2 separate regions of the Homo sapiens genome follow, and region 2 is linked to region 1. Evidence: chromatin loops called from intact Hi-C (ENCODE). Cell type or tissue: sigmoid colon. All regions are shown on one strand.

Region 1 (8,000 bases):
CCAGGAAGTTCCTGGGCCAGATTAGGTCTCCTCCTTCATCTTAAACTCCAATAGAAATACAGAAACCTCTCTGCTTTGATCTGAATATGTTTTAAGAGACAATGTTATGACTGGTGGTTACCGTTGCATTTTAAGTTATAAACAGTATGTAGCCACTTGCCAGAATTAACAAATAGGTTAGAGTTACATTACATTCTTTTGAATCTGAAATTGATATTTTATCACTTGTTTTGGCCTTTTTGCTGAAATGAGAATTTGTGGACGGTGGGGGCGCAAGAGAAAAAAATGTTGGTTCCATGTCTGTCAGGTAACTGGCAGAGTTAAATTCCTATGGCATATTTCTGGTCGCAAAAACATCACTAAATGTCTAAATAAAGACCAAAACACTTCTAACATTGAATATTGACATAAATGTGAACTGTACATATATTTAAGACAGAAACTAAGCACAAGATAATATTTACCCAGTTATTCCAGCTCAGGGTGCCAGGTGAGAACCAGCCCTGGACAGGGCACCATCCCATTGCAGGGCGCACTCACAGTCACTCATTCTGGAACCGTTTAGACTCATCAATGAACCTAGCATGCATAGCTTTGGGATGTGGGAAGAGTACGCAGAAAAAAAACAGGTGTGCATGGGGAGAAGGTGTGAACCATATAGACAGTGGCCTCAGTTGGGAGTTGATTTTTTTCCCCCCTTACCATCCTTCTAATGAAATGATGTTGAAGGAAACAGTGTTATTTGAGGAGCCATTGTACAGGACTTTAACTGGGATTTTGAAAGTTTATATCTAACACTGTCATTTTGATTAGATTAATTCAGGTTTGGTGATATGTTGCTTGCTTTTGTCTTCAGCTGTTAAGTCTTTTCATGCCCTGGTCTATGACAAACATGGACCTGTTTTCTGTCACTATCATTTTGCTTTTACGCCCCCAACCTTTTTTTTTTTTTTTTCCGAGACAGGATCTTGCTCTGTCACCCAGGCTGGAGTGCAATGGCGCAATCTCAGCTCACTGCAACCTCCGCCTCACGGGTTCAAGCAATTCTCTTGCCTCAGCCTCCCGAGTAGCTGGGATTACAGGCGCCTGCCACCATGCCTGGCTAATTTTTTGTATTTTTAGTAGAGATGGGGTTTCACCATGTTGGCCAGGTTGGTCTCAAACTCCTGACCTCAGGTGATCCGCTCACCTCGGCCTCCCAAAGTGCTGGGATTACAGGTTTGAGCCACTGCGCCCGGCCCAACTTTTTTTTTTTTTTTTTTTTAAAGAGATGAGGACTCACTGTGTTGCACAGCCTGGTCTTGAACTCTTGGGCCCAAGTGATCCTCGCACCTCAGCGTCTCAAGTAGCTGGCACTTACAGGTGCATGCCAATGACTGGCTCATTTTGCTTTTTCTAAAAATTCATATTAATGGATGTATACAGTTGTGTCTGGCTTGTTTCAATTCGCATAATACGTTTGGGACTCATTCATGTTGTTTTCATGTAGTTTGTTCCTTTTCATTGCTTTCCATTGCATAAATTTACCACAGTTTGTTGAGCTGATGGATATTTGGGTTATTTCCAGTATTGGAGTATTTTAAGTTTCTGTAGACCTTTGAGTACAGGTCTTTGTATGAATGTATGCTTTTATTTTCTTGCATAAATACACACAGTAGAATTTTGGGGTTGTATGATAAAGTACAGCAGCTGTATGCTTAACTTTATAAGAAACTGCCAAACTGTTTTCCAGAGTGGCCGTACTGTTTTACAAATTCCCATCAGTAGTACATGAGCGTTCCAGTTGCTCCATATCCTTGCCAACACCTGGTGTTGTCAGTCTTTAAAAAATTTTGGTCATTCCACTGAGTGTGGAATGTAGTTTTAATTTGTATTTTTAATTTTAATTTGTAGTTTTAATTTTCATTTCCTTTTGGTTTGTGGATTTGTACTTTGTGGCATTTATGCTAAAAGTACCAAGGAGGAAGAAAGTTGTTTTTTTCTTCAGATTGTTATCATCTTGGTTTGTAACTTGTATGTTCTCAGAACATTATTTGATTCTCCACAATCAGTAGCACAATTAATTTTATATTAATTGGTTTTGTAGTTGTCCAGAACTCTATTACACTTAAAACGTGATCAAATACTATAAATTATTATATCATTTATGATCACACCTGATCAATTAAGAGGATTCGGGGAAGGTAAAACTTCATGTAAATCTTTGGAAAATGGTTTTAACCTGTTTCTCAGCTAATTAAAGAATACGTAGCTATATTTCTTGTCATTCTTTTTTTGGAAACTATAATATGAAAGTTCAAAATATAAAAAAGATACTTAAAATTAGACATTTGATAGTTGGGATATGTTATAGTACTTTGAAACAAATTCTGTAATAGTATTCAGAATTGAGATGTTTAGCACACACTGCGTCAGTTATGTTAAATGGTGGGGATGGGGTGTGGCAGGCAGTAGTGGAATGTAGAATGCTGCTGTATGCTGTGTAATGTAAGCATCTCCGTTCCTAGTGGAGAAGTTGCGTCGTGTTCTCAAGAAGCACAGAGGGAGACATTTGGTAAAGTACCAAGTAGTTGAATGAAATACAGTACATAGCAGATAAATTTTGTATATACTAACAAATCAGTAGCTATATTTGATATCCTGGGTAGCCGTATTTGATATCCAAACTATTAACACTTCATTACCCTGAAGAGCTTCCTCCTTTCTTTTTGATAGTATTTTTTTTTTTTTTTTTTTGAGTCGGAGTCGTGCACTGTCACCCAGGCTGGAGTGCAGTGGCGCGATCTTGGCTCACTGCAACCTCCGCCTCCCGGGTTCAAGGGATTCTTCTGCCTCAGCTTCCCGAGTAGCTGGGACTACAGGTGCGTGCCACCACGCCTGGCTAATTTTTGTGTTTTTAGTAGAGACTGGGCTTCACCATATTGGTCAGGCTGATCTTGAACTCCTGACCTCGTGATCCAGCCGCCTCGGCCTTCCAAAGTGCTGCAATTACAGGTGTGAGCCACCATGCCTGGCTGATAGTAATTTTTAATCTTTATGTGATGAGGTGTGCAGGTCCAGAAATCGTAACATGAATGGCAGTTAAAGGCCTTTGAGAAAGTAGGGGAGGGTGATGGATGCATCAGCCTCGGCCACCCTCTAGTGGCTGCTCTGACCATATTGCAACTTCAGTTGATCCTCTTAAGTGTACATCAGGAGGGGGAATGGCTGAGGGGCTTGTTGTTTTTTATACAAAATTCTTTTTTGTATTATAAAACATCTGGAGTAATCTAGAGGAATAACTTCAGTAAGGAGTTACCTTAAATATCAACATTGGTTATTTGGGTACTAGGATTATGGATGATTTTATTTTCATAATTATACTTGAGTGTATTTTCTAAATTTTACGTAGTCAACTTTTTGTTCTAAGTCAGAGAAACAGAAAGGAAGACTCACTGATCACCTCTGTGTGCCAGACACTGTTATATATATCATTCCTAATTCCTAATACACGAATTTGAGTTACATTGATTAGTATATACAAAATTTATGTCCTGTATTTTCAACTTCACTTGGGGCTTTAATGGAACACTATCATTCGCTAACATTTTTGTGGCACAGACTTCTTGCTGATGTTGTTTACCAGAGTGTCCTTTGATTCTACTTCAGTCTTGCCTAGTAAAGTCATCTTTCTCCCTTAATGAATATCTCACCTTCTTTCGGGACCACTCACCAGTCTGTGAACCTTCAAAACAAATACATTCCATGTTCTTATTCATGTTGACATATGTTTGATATAGTACATACTGCCGTCTGTTGTAGTTATTTGTGTGTATTGCCTATTTCCTAGCTTTGCATCCTACAGCCCCAGAACAACACATAGAAAGCACACAGTATTTGCCTAAAACCATATATTGGAAGCTTCTACCTGCCTCAGTTTGTGATGTAATGGTATTTGACTTATTTTAATCAGTTGCTTGGCATTGTAGCACATTTTCCTAGAACCAGTATTTCAAATGGTGTGTAGGTGCCTAAGCCCTGAAATACTGGTTTTAAAACTTAGCCACACATTTAAAAACTGGAGAGTTAAAAAAAAAACAAAAAAAACCTCCAATGTCCAGGTTACACCTCATACACGTGGAATCAAAGTATTTGGAATGGAAGCCAGGTATCAGTATTTTTAAAAAAGACACCCCATGTTATTTGGATGTTCAGCAAAAGTTAATGAACCACTACCCTATTTAATCTATACTGCATGGGTACTAAAGTTAAACTCCTGACATTTAAAGTTTTGCTTTTGGGGAAAATACTTTTCTCAAGCCAGATGCAAGAGGTTTTGATGGCATAAGACCTACAGATAACTAACAGGCTTATTTAAGCCCAGGTATTTATTGTTAAAGGAGGTATTTGTCCAACTTACTCTCAAATAGTTCCCAAAAAATGTTTGCAAGGGGAGAGAGAGAGAATGAGAATGGTAAAGCAAATGGGGGCAAAATGTAAACGGTTGCTGAATTCTATAAAGGCTGTATGGGATTGACTAATATTAGTCGTGCAACTTTTTTGTAAGTTTGTAAAACTTTTTAAAAGTTTTGTTAAAAAGAGAGAGAGAATTTGTTAACACAGATAAATCACTAATTGGTGAAATAGTAGAGATTTTTGTTTGTAATTTTACTTTATTATTATTATTATTATTTTTTTTTTTTTGAGATGGAGTTTCACTCTTGTCGCCTAGGCTGGAGTGCCGTGGCGCGATCTTGGCTCACTGCAACCTCCACCTCCCTGGTTTAAGCGATTCTCCCGCCTCAGCCTCCCGAGTAGCTGGGATTACAGGCACCTGCCACCATGCCCAGCTAATTTTTGTATTTTTAGTAGAGACGGGGTTTTGTCATATGAGTCAGGCTGGTCTTGAACTCCTGACCTCAGGTGATCTACCCGCCTCAGCCTCCCAAAGTGCTGGGATTACAGGCGTGAGCCACCATGGCCAGCCCTAGATTTTTGTTTTTAATTTTTAAAAATATTGGAGTGCACAGAGTATATCTGGCTTCAATCATCTCTTTTCATTCATGTTGCTGTTTGACTGAAATCCTCTTTCTCCTGGCGGATGGGATTGGCGGGTGGTCCTATTTTCTAAAGGGAGGAGGCATTTCCTATTTAATCTTGAGGATACAGGGAAGATGGTATAGAGTTAAGCATCAACCCACTTCTCTGTCTCTTCTTTTTGCCTCTTCTTTCTGCTTCATTGGCACAAAATACTGTTTCCATTAAGATGCTTAAAAGTGATGCAGGTGCAGTTCTGCAAATTTAGAAAATAATCATTCGTTGGAAGATACGTTAGATCGTTTAATTTTAACCTCCTGCTTTTTACCAATATGATGACTAAACCAAGACTGGTAGATGTAACCTTATACTTTATTTAAGGTCTACAAGGAGGAGGAGTATATATTTTACTGTTTCTCTTGTTATCTAGAATTTAACATGGGATATTTACCTTTAGGGAAATCTTTTATATTATAACTCTGCCCTGGATGCTTAGTTAGTTAACTGTGCTTTTGTAGTTTCTTTAAGGATTGTGGCTAGTAATTATGAAAATATACTAAATCTCATTACTAATCAGAGAAATGCAAATTAAAACAAAAATGAGGTAATTTCACACCATTTTATTGGCAAAAATTAAAATGTCTGGCACTGCCAAATGTTAATGAGGATGTGTGGGCTCTGCTATTGGTGGGTGTAAGAATTGAATACTGCCTTCATGAACAGTTTGGCAATATTTGATAAAGGAGGCATTCCTTTTGGCCTGACATTTCTAAGTCTGTATTCTGGAAATGCTTGTTCAAAGGAGTCAGGTACAAGAGTATTCATCATAGCAGTGTTTATGTTAATGGAAAACTTAGAAACAAGCCAACTCTCCAGCAGCAAGTGAATAGATTAATTGTGGTTTGTTCATACCCTAGAACACTATGCAGCTATTAGCAAGGAATACATCTCAAAAACATGGTTGAATTAAAAAACAAGTTTCTGAATGATGTGTATGTATGACACCATTATATAAAGTTGGGCAACTTGCAAAATCTTGTGTTTGTGGATACTTATTTGTAGAAATAGTATTAAAACATGCATTGGAATGCAAACCCTGAACCAAATTTAGGATAGCAGTTACTTCTAGGAAACAGAGAAGGGTATAGGATTTGAGGAGTACACACAGATTTTCAACTTGACCTGTGGTGTTTTCTTTCTTATTAAAACTCTGAAGCAAATATAGTGAAATGTTAAGATTAGACAAAGCTAGCTAGTGGGTGCAGTTGTTGTGTTATTCTCTGTAACTTTCTGTATATTTATAAAATACATGATTAGATACATTGAGGGTAGTATGTTTATAATGGGCCATACATTCAGTCACCAGTGGTAACATAGAACAGCAGACTGTGTCTTGCAGATGAGACCTAAGACAGTAGTTCCTTAGACAGTAGTTCAGAACTTAGGTTTTGGAGTCAAATATACCTGGATTAAATTACAGCTTATCCACTTGTTAGCCATCTGACTTTGGGCTTTAGTGTGCACATCTATGAAGTAACAATCAAACTTACCTCTTAGAGGTGGGTTGTGAGATTTTAAAAAAGTATGCTTCAAGTAATACCCACTCAATATATGATAGCTTCATTTAGCCTTTAACCACCTAGATTAAATAATTCTTGTTTCAAAGAACCATACTTCAGAGAACCATGGGACGATATGTTACAAATACAATATCGCTTCTTTTCTGTATGACTGGCATAATTAAAAGTTTCTAAAAGGCAAGTCCATGCCAGAACTTAAGAGAACACACTGGAGTTATATTCTGTACTGAGTTCCACCTACAAACTTAATTATGAAAGATGGTTGAGGTTAACTTTGTTATTGTGCTTTCCTCCTGGATAAGCTTGCTTTTTAAAAGGAAAAAGCTCCTTTAAAAATAGGTTCAGTTAAACTTACAATTTTGCAGCAACCTCAAATCCTCACTCTTAATGGATTTGTCCAGTGAAAATGGTAAACAAGAACACATACATGGTATGTAAAGGTAGATATAGGTACAACAAATGAAAGTATATTTTCCTGGACTGGAAAAATTCCTTTTTGCAAAGGTTATGTTTTTGTTGATCCTTTTCTTGATTTTCAGTGCAGAATTACTGTTAATATATTTTAATTGACCTTTGAGAGCTGTCTTAGGGATCTCTAGAAATATTATTAAATATATTCATAAGCCAGGCTCAGATATTCATAATCCATAGCGAGGAAAACTCTTCCTTACTATGTGTCAGAAAGAGAAGAAGGTAGATGACCTCTCTCCCCCAAATGTCTTGAACTTCCCTTTTCTAACCTGGCATTGCTTGCTTGCCTTCTGACCAAATTCATCACATTGGGAAGTGGAAGTATACATTGCTATCTGATGAGATTTCATTTTAAAAGTTCTCCCCAGTGAAAGCATTATAGGCACTTCAGAGTTGTGGGTGTTTGGCAGGTGTCTACAGCCAAGGAGAGTGAGGGAAAAGTGTTTCAAGCCCAGCTGTGTGGTAGAAATGGAGCATCTTCATCCAGCATCTCCCAGTGAATTGATCATGTGTGGAAACACCAGTCCAAAAGGTAACTCACAGCTTATGGAGGGACCAGAAGCTTTGGAATAAAGCACAGGAGAAGGAACCCATGTGAGGAAGTTGGGCAGGAGCTGTTTGGCGTTACAGTTAGAAGCATTGCCTTTCCATTCCACGATGACTTCAACTGGTATTTGAAGCTAGTTATTAGTGTGCCCAGTGAGCCATGCATTTCTGAGGTATCTCAGTGTTTTTAAAATAAAGTCTGAAATCTTGATCTGCTTAGTTCCACCAAACCCTGTTCAAATTTTCTGAAGGCACTTTAGCAGAGCTTGTCTTTTCATTTTGTGAATACTAAACTGTAAACAATGTTCTTAAAGCGGTAAAGGGAATATACATTTTTAGAATTTCTATATTTGATACTTGAAAAGTTGGGATAGAGGAGAGACCTGG
Region 2 (8,000 bases), 230 kb before region 1:
CTCTGCCATCAGGGCTTTTAAGGAAACTCAGGGAAGTCCTTTAGTGCCATCAGCGCTGTCTCTGAGGTCCATAGGGGGCTCATTAGCAGCCCTCCACCTCACAGTTAGTGGCCCCTCCTCCAAATGGCTGCAGGAAGGGAGGAGAGCAGCCCAAGGCCCTGAGTGGAACTACTGCAGCCTGAACTGCTTCCCCACTACACCCCCCGCCAAATCTCTGAAGTGGAGTGAAGCGGCTCCTGCCTCTCTTCCAAAGTACTCCCCTTAGCTAGAAAGGACCTATCCTAGACAAGGAAAGCAAGGTCCAGAGAGGCTGAGTGATTTGCCCGAGGCCACCCAGGCAGCGGGACAAGCTGAACTGCAGTCGGCTGTAACCTCCTAACCTCAGGTCTCCTCTACCTCCATCCCTAACATGGGGAAAGGCAGCCCTTTCTCCAAGGGCTTTGGAAGGCAGGCAGGCCACTGATCCAGTTGGGACTGACCCCCAGGCCAGAGGCCAAATGGGATGACCCCTGGGAGTTTCCCATCATCCCAGGATGCTGGGGTTCTTTAGTACATTGAACCAGACCTCTTTCACTTTCAGGACAGGCTGTAAAGCTCTCCATTGTTTGTCACAGCAGTTTAAGGCCAAAGAGGCCTCTCTCAGTGAGAAATCAGGTGCAGAGTGGGGTGGTGGGCAGCAGCCCTTTTGGGGCTGCCCAAAAGGAAGGATCGGGCACAGAGGGCTGCAGTTTCCACCTATTCTACAAACAGGAGCACCCCCCTGAGCTAGACCCTCTGCTGGGTGTGAGAAGTCCCAGGAGTGAAAGAGACGTGTTTTACTTTCAGTAAATAACTGATCAAAATGGATGGAGTGATTTGCAGCAAATCTTTTAAAGTATTCTGGGATTCAGTTTCCCCATCTTGTTTTGTTTGTTTGTTTTTGAGACAGAGTCTTGCTCTGTTGCCAGGCTGGAGTGCAGCGGCACGATCTCAGCTCACTGCAAGCTCTGCCTCCCAGATTCAGGTGATTCTCCTGCTTCAGCCTCCCGAGTAGCTGGAACTACAGGTGCACACCACCACGCCCGGCTAATTTTTGTATTTTTAGTAAAGACGGGATTTCACCACGTTGGCCAGGACGGTCTCGATCTCTTGACCTCGTGATCTGCTCACCTCAGCCTCCCACAGTGTTGGGATTACAGATGTGAGCCACCACGCCCGGCCTCCCCCACATCTTTAAGATGGGAATCTGATCTGATGCTCGAGGAAGCCTGAAAGGCCACAGAGAATCAAGTCTCAGGGAGCAGCCACAGATGCTGCCTATTGCCACAGATGCAGATGATTCACAGATTGGAGAAACAACAATATAATTCTGCAGCACAGTACCAGCCATGGGAGTGCTCGAGAAATGGTCATGGGTACTCTTAATATTACTTTGTGGTGGTGGTGATTGCTTTTTGTTTTTTTGAGACGGCGTCTCACTCTGTTGCCCAGGCTGGAGTGCAGTGGTGCGATCTCGGCTCACTGCAACCCCCACCTCCCGGGCTCAAGTGATTCTCTTGCCTCAGCCTCCCGAGTAGCTGGGATTACAGGCACCTGCCACAATGCCCAGCTGATTCGGTGGTGGTTGCTTTTGAGATGTCTTTCTGACCTCAGGTCCCAGGCTGGAAATTCTATATAGCAACCTTCTTTCCCAGCTTCCCACAGATTATGGGGATAGAAGAAATGACATTTATTAAGCACCTGCTGGCACTGTGTTGGACACTTTGCATGTGTTATCCCATTTAACCCTCATGATTTCCTAATGTGATAGCTAATACCTTCCCTCCCTCCCATTTTAGAGATGAGAAAATTGTGGCTCAGAGAAGTTAGGCACCTTGCCCAAGGTCACACTGTTCTTAATGTGCAGAATGTTACAGGTATTAGAATGTGCATGAAGCTTTATTCATAATAGCCAAAAACTGAAAAAAAATCCAGCTACTTATCAGCAGGAGAAGGGTTGAATGACTTGTGGAACGTTCATATGATGGAGTACTCTATAGCAGTGAAAAATAATGAGTTACCGATACAAACAGCAACATGGACAATAGACAGACATAAGTTGAGCAAATGAAGCCAACATAAAAAGATATATACTACATGATTCTATTTATATGAAGTTCACCAACAAAACTAATTTGTGGTGGTAGGGGTCAGAATAATAATTACCTTGGCCGGGTGCAGTGGCTCAGTCCTGTAATCCCAGCATTTTTTTTTTTTTTTTTTTTTTTTTTGTGAGACAGAGTCTTGCTCTGTCGCCAGGCTGGAGTGCAGCGGCGCGACCCCAGCTCACTGCAAGCTCCACCTCCTGGATTCAAGTGATTCTCGTGCCTCAGCCTCCCGAGTAGCTGGGATTACAGGCACGCGCCATAACACCCAGCTAATTTTTGTATTTTTAGTACAGACAGGGTTTCACTATGTCGGCCAGGATGGTCTCGATCTCCTGACCTCGTGATCTGCCCACCTCAGCCTCCCAAAGTGCTGGGATTATTGGCACCTGGCCAATCCCAGCACTTTGAGAGGCCTAGACAGGTGGATTGCTTAAGGTTGGGAGTTCGAGACCAGCCTGGCCAAAATGGCGAAACTCCATCTCTACAAAAAATACAAAACTTAACCAGGCATGGTGGCGGGTGCCTGTAATCCCAGCTAGCTACTTGGAAGGCTGAGGCAGGAGAATCGCTTGAACCCAGGAGGCGGAGGTTGCAGTGAGCCGAGATTGCGCCACGCACTCCAGCCTGAGCGACAGAGCAAGACTCTGGCAAAAAAAAAAAAAAAAAAAAAAAAAAAGAATAATCGTTACCTTAAGGTGATGAGGGGATGAGCTTGAGCTCATGGTGATTGTGGTATGAGGGGACTTCTGGGGGTGCTGGAAGTGCTTTATCTTGATCTAAGTGGTTAGTGTTATGTGAGTGTGTGTATACTATGTAAAAACTCATCCCGCTGTACCCTTAAGATTTTTCTTAACAAAAGAGAAAGTCAATAAATAAATGTCTCATATATATCATTTTAAAAGATGCAGGTCTAAGATTCGGGTAGCTCAGTTAACTCCGGCTGTGCATCCTGGCAGGAAGTGGGGCTGGGGAGGCCGACCCTGCCCACTATCCCTTTGAAGGCACACGTCCTGAGTCTTTGCTCAGGGACAGGGGTGTGAGCTTCCAGTCCCCAGCAGCACACCCTGCTAGCAGCTCTGCTTCCTGTGTCCACCCGGCAACTCGTGGGTAGGGGCACGTTTTCTCCAAGCCGCCCCTGGTTTTGAATTGGGTGGGGTGAGTTCAATAAGACCTTCTTAGGCTTCCCGGGAGGAGGCCTGGGGATGGCAGGAGGCTGGGAGGCCGGGAGAGAGACATTTCTGTGCATTTTGATGGGCCCTGAAGAGCATTCTCCCTGAGTGCTCAATGATATGCCAGAGCATGTCTCAAATGCGGAGGATGGGGAGGCCGGCTCCCTGGCAGATCTTCATGGAGAAGCTGACTCCAGCCGGCTTGTGTGCCCGTCCCAGAGGAGCGGAAACAGAGCCGAAGCCCACACCCCCAGGGCCCAGGCCCAGCCCTTCCAAGTCCGGAGCTCACCCAGCCTGCCCCTCGGCTCCTTCATCCTCCTCCAGACACCGTCCCTTCTTCTGTCTCTGCATTTCCCATCCTCTCCGCCCCTCCCTGTGCTGCTCTGTCTCCACCTCCCTGCCCCTGTCTCTCCATCTCCATCTCTCATTTCTCCCCCAGGCCCCCTGCTCCCCGCTTCCCCGGGCTGTGCTTCCTCTCTAGCCCAATATAAATAATAGAAATTAATTTGTCAGCCAGCACACGCAGCCCAGGCGGCGCAGTAGCGAGCTGAGGAGGAAAGCTGGTCGAAATAATTATTCTTGACTTACGAAATCATTCTTTTTATTCCTGAAGGCTAATGTGCGAGCAGCGCCGGGCCGGGCTGTGCTAATGGCGGACAGCGTGGGCCTGCGGAGGGCGCGCAGCCTCTTCTGTCCTCCTGTAATGAGCAGAGCCCCCACTCACAGCCCATCCCACTCTTCATTTAAAAGGCAAATGAAGCGTGGAGAGGCACTCTCTCGGTTAATGCAGTCACAGGTGTGGTTTTAAACAGGATTTGTCCTCAGGAGCACTCCCTCTGTCCCGAAGTTCCCGTCTCAGAGCGCGCGCTCTCCCCAGGTCAGCTCCAGGCAGGTGTGGGGAGGAAGCCCCTCCGCAAGGGGAAGGAGCCGATGGTTACCGAGGCTCTGCCGTAGGCCAGGCACTGTGCCACGCACGCGACTCGCGAGCACGCGTTGAATCCTTGCAAACATCCCGGGAATGAAGTCGGACAATTATTCCCACTTTTCCCAAGAGAAAACTGAGAGCATAAGCAACTTGTGCAAGCTCAAAGGGAAGAATCACCAGTGACCAAGGGAGATCTACAAACTCTCTCGCCCCGCAAGAGGGTGGAGGGAGAGGGAGGCGGTGGGGGGTTGAGGAGTGTATCAGTCAGTCCTGGCAGGGAACACAGGAAACACGCCAAGGTTTCATTGAAGGGGCATAAATGAAGAGGCTATTTACAGAGGTGGGGGGCAGCTTTAAGGAAACTATGATAAAGCACCCAGGGTGGCTACCATCCCAGGAGGAGAGGGAAAGGGCGGGAGCTGTGGCCATGGGAGCTGGCAGCCCCCGCAACAGGAGCTGCAGCCTACAGCCTTGGTAGAGAAATGTAGCCGCTGCCCAAACTGCCGCCTGGCAGCGAGGGAGGGGGTGGATAGACGCCCTGGGCTTTATCTCCTCCTGCCTTCAGATCTACAGCAGTGCCTCCCATTGCCTGCATCCAATTAAAAGCCAGAGGGCAAGAGAGTCCAGTGATGCAGTCGTAGAGGTCAGCCTTCCAGGCACAAAGCAAAGTGGAGGACAGAAACCAGCACCAGATGAGATGTTCTCCTGGAAGCTTTGGGAAAGGCCATCTCAGTCCCATAGAGACTGGAGACTTTAGGAAGAGAGAGCCCCCAGTCTTGGAAAAACAATTCCTAATAGGAGAGACACCAGTTCCTGTTCATAAGAGGTACCAAGTTGGGCGTCCTTGGACCCAGACATAAGCTGGGGAGCCAGAGAAACCTGGATGGAACAGGGACCCTAAGAAGTGGCTGAATAACCACCAGGAGAGAGGGAGTGGCTTCCTGAACAGGAGCTGACCTGCAAGACCGGAAGAGGGAGGAGGAGAGGAGCTGGCTGAGTGATGAACAGGGGCCAGCACTGAAGTACTGGGAAGAGATGAGGGGCTACAGCGTTGGTGGCAGGGGAGCGCAGAGCCTGCATAAAAGCATCCAGGTAGGAAAAGGTGTCTGGAGAGGTGGGCAGGCAGGGACGGGGGACCCAGGATGACTCCTGGGTCTACCCAGCAGGAGGCTGAGGTCATGAGTGAGCTGTGGGCTGAGTGAATCCGTCTCCCTGCTTCATTTTGGAGGTGAGGCAATGTGGCCAGAAAAGGCTATGATTACCCCAAGCCCACATGGGAACGGCTGGGTGGGCTGCCAAGCCGGCGAGGTGAGTGGCAAGGCCTATGGCTGGAGTGCCCAGCTGGCCTCCCTGCTGCATCTGCGGCCCCTCATCCCATCCATCTTCCTCCCACACAGCAGCCACCGGGATCTTTCCAAAACACGAGCCCGATCACGTCACTCACACTTGAGCCCACTGGATGCTCTCCACTGCACGGATCAAGTCTAAAGTCCTTCACTCCTTCCAAGGCTGACAGGAGGGCCATCAGCCCCCCTACACTTCCCCGTATTGAATCATAGCGTCTTATGTCTGCGCCTTGTGCAAGTTCCCTCAACTTGAAATTCTCCTGCCTGCCCACTCGGGCCCCATCTGGCGCCCAGCCTCGCTGTACTGTCACTTCCCTCGGGATCCTTTCCCAACACTCCTCTGCCTTTCTAGTTCTCCCGTTATAAAACTTACCAGGAGACAAAGGCACCTGTCTGTGTTCTTATCTTTGTCTCCCTGACTGTAAACCCCAGGAAGGCAGTAACTTTGGCTGGGTTGTTGTTACAACCTCACTGCTCAGCAAACGCACAGTGCCTGGCACTTAGTAGGTGCTGCATGTACGTGTTATAATCCATTCAAGGGAACAAGCGAGGAAAGCTTGATGTGTGCTGACATGGAGCCACCACCACGACACACTGTCAAGAATTCAGGACAGGCTGGGCACGGTGGCGCATGTCTGTAATCCTAGCACTTTGGGAGGCCAAGGCGGGCGGACCACTTGAGGTCAGGAGTTTGAGACCACCCTGGCCAACATGGTGAGACCCCCATCTCTACTAAAAATAAAAAAATAGCCGAGGGTGGTGGCGCAAGCCTGTAATCCAAGCTACTCGGGAGGCTGAGGTAGGAGAATCACTTAAACCCAGGAGGCGGAGGTTGCAGTGAGCCAAGATCGCGCCATTGCACTACAGCCTGGGTAACAGAGTGAGACCCTGTCTAAAAAAAAAAAGAATTCAGGACAGTGTGTGTTTGTATAAAACAGAATATACGTGTATTTATGGATCTGTACATAATATCTTCACAAGCAGACTGAAGAAACTGATAAGGTGATTGTCTCTGAGAAGAGCTGGGTGAGTGGAGATAGGAGTAGAAAGACATGATTAACACTAAGTGGGAAATATTTAATAATTAATTGGGGCTGGGCGTGATGGCTCACACCTGTAATCCCAACACTTTGGGAGGATGAGGCAGGCAGATCACTTGAGCTTAGGAGTTGAAGACCAGCCTGGCCAACATGGTGAAACCCCCATCTCTACAAAAAAAGAAAAAAAAAATTAGCTGGGCGCAGTGGCACGCACCTGTAATCCCAGCTACTTGGGACGCTGAGGCACAAGAATTGCTTGAACCTGGGAGGTGGAGGTTGCAGTGAGCTCAGATTGTCCCACTGCACTGCAGCCTGGGTGACAGAGCAAGACTCTGTCTCAAAAAAAAAAAAAAATAATGATAAAAATAAAGGGGTGGCCTGGACACCCTGGAGTGTGGAATTATGGGTTTGGTTTGGAGCAACTTGCCACTGCCACCCACTCCTCCTGGGATGTCCAGCCACCAGTCACCCTAGTTGAGATGCCCAGGTTGTCCCAGGTGCCATCCCAGATCTGAGGTGGACCCTAGGGGTTGGTGCAGACAGCAGCCAAGTGAGTCTTCCCTAAGTGAGGAGGGTCTGGTAGAGCTGTCTCGGGGCTCAGAAGAAAGGCAGGGAAGTGGGGCCTAGAGAGAGTGTCATTTACCTCCCTGCTCCACTGTACAGATCAAGTCTAAAGTCCTTCACTCCTGCCAAGGCTGACAGGAGGGCCATCCTGCTGGCTCTCCACTTCCTCTGAGGACAGAGGGCTGGGAAGAAACTCAAACAGGAGGGATGGAAGTTAGATAGCAGAGAGAACTTCCCAGAAGTAAAGTTCTCAGATCAATGGAATCACACTGTATGTGATTTTGTTGTGCCTGTTTACTTTCACTCAATACCATGTCTGTGAGATTCATCCATGTTGTTGCATGTGGTTACAGGAATTCTCTTCATTACTGAGTAGTACTTCATTGTATAATAAAGGAAAGGGCGGAGCTACGATTTGTTGGTGGTCTGTTCTCATGGTACCTCAGGGCTGGCTAGAGGGCAGGGACTCTGTTCTCTCTTTCCCACATAGTAGAGGAACTGTGTGTGTTCTTTCCCTTGAACTGGGACTAATAATCATAGTTCTGCAGGGCATCACATCAAGTGCAAGCAGTCCACCTCTCCTTACTGCCCCCTCACTCCATTGCTGCCTCTTACCCCAGGTCTCCACTGCATTAACTTCTACCCTCTGCACTCCCAGCCAGCTACTAAACATGGGAAATTGTCTTAAAGCAAAAACCACATGGAAAATTGTACTGAAAGGGTTCAGCCCTTCTCAGGGTGGCCAGCAGAGGTCTGTGGGGTGGGGGAAGGGTAAGGAAGGTGGTGTCGTGGACACAGAAAAGAAGGAAAGCTTCCAAGTTTCTTCTCCC

Evidence for each region. A loop is a pair of places that touch in the nucleus more often than their neighbours do. Peaks named below come from ENCODE experiments on the same cell type or tissue, not always from the same donor. Only the 100,000 strongest peaks of a DNase experiment are listed, where the experiment ranks them.
Region 2: it touches region 1 in a loop (2.3-fold over the local background); 67 of 110 quality-filtered maps call a loop at or near these places.

Annotation. Positions count from the first base shown.
Region 1 is chr6:38,009,661-38,017,660 of GRCh38, forward strand. All of the region lies in intron 2 of ZFAND3 (zinc finger AN1-type containing 3), which reads left to right. Among named protein-coding and RNA genes, the nearest start is that of ZFAND3, 190 kb to the left of the region's middle. RefSeq lists a silencer at 2,933-3,227. In sigmoid colon, a CTCF peak has its summit at 3,164 (motif pointing left); no DNase peak of the experiment used is centred here.
Region 2 is chr6:37,780,013-37,788,012 of GRCh38, forward strand. No RefSeq gene overlaps it. Among named protein-coding and RNA genes, the nearest start is that of ZFAND3-DT, 35 kb to the right of the region's middle. In sigmoid colon, no CTCF peak of the experiment used is centred here; DNase peaks (open chromatin) are centred at 3,522, 3,919 and 4,254; H3K4me3 peaks cover 1,496 bases.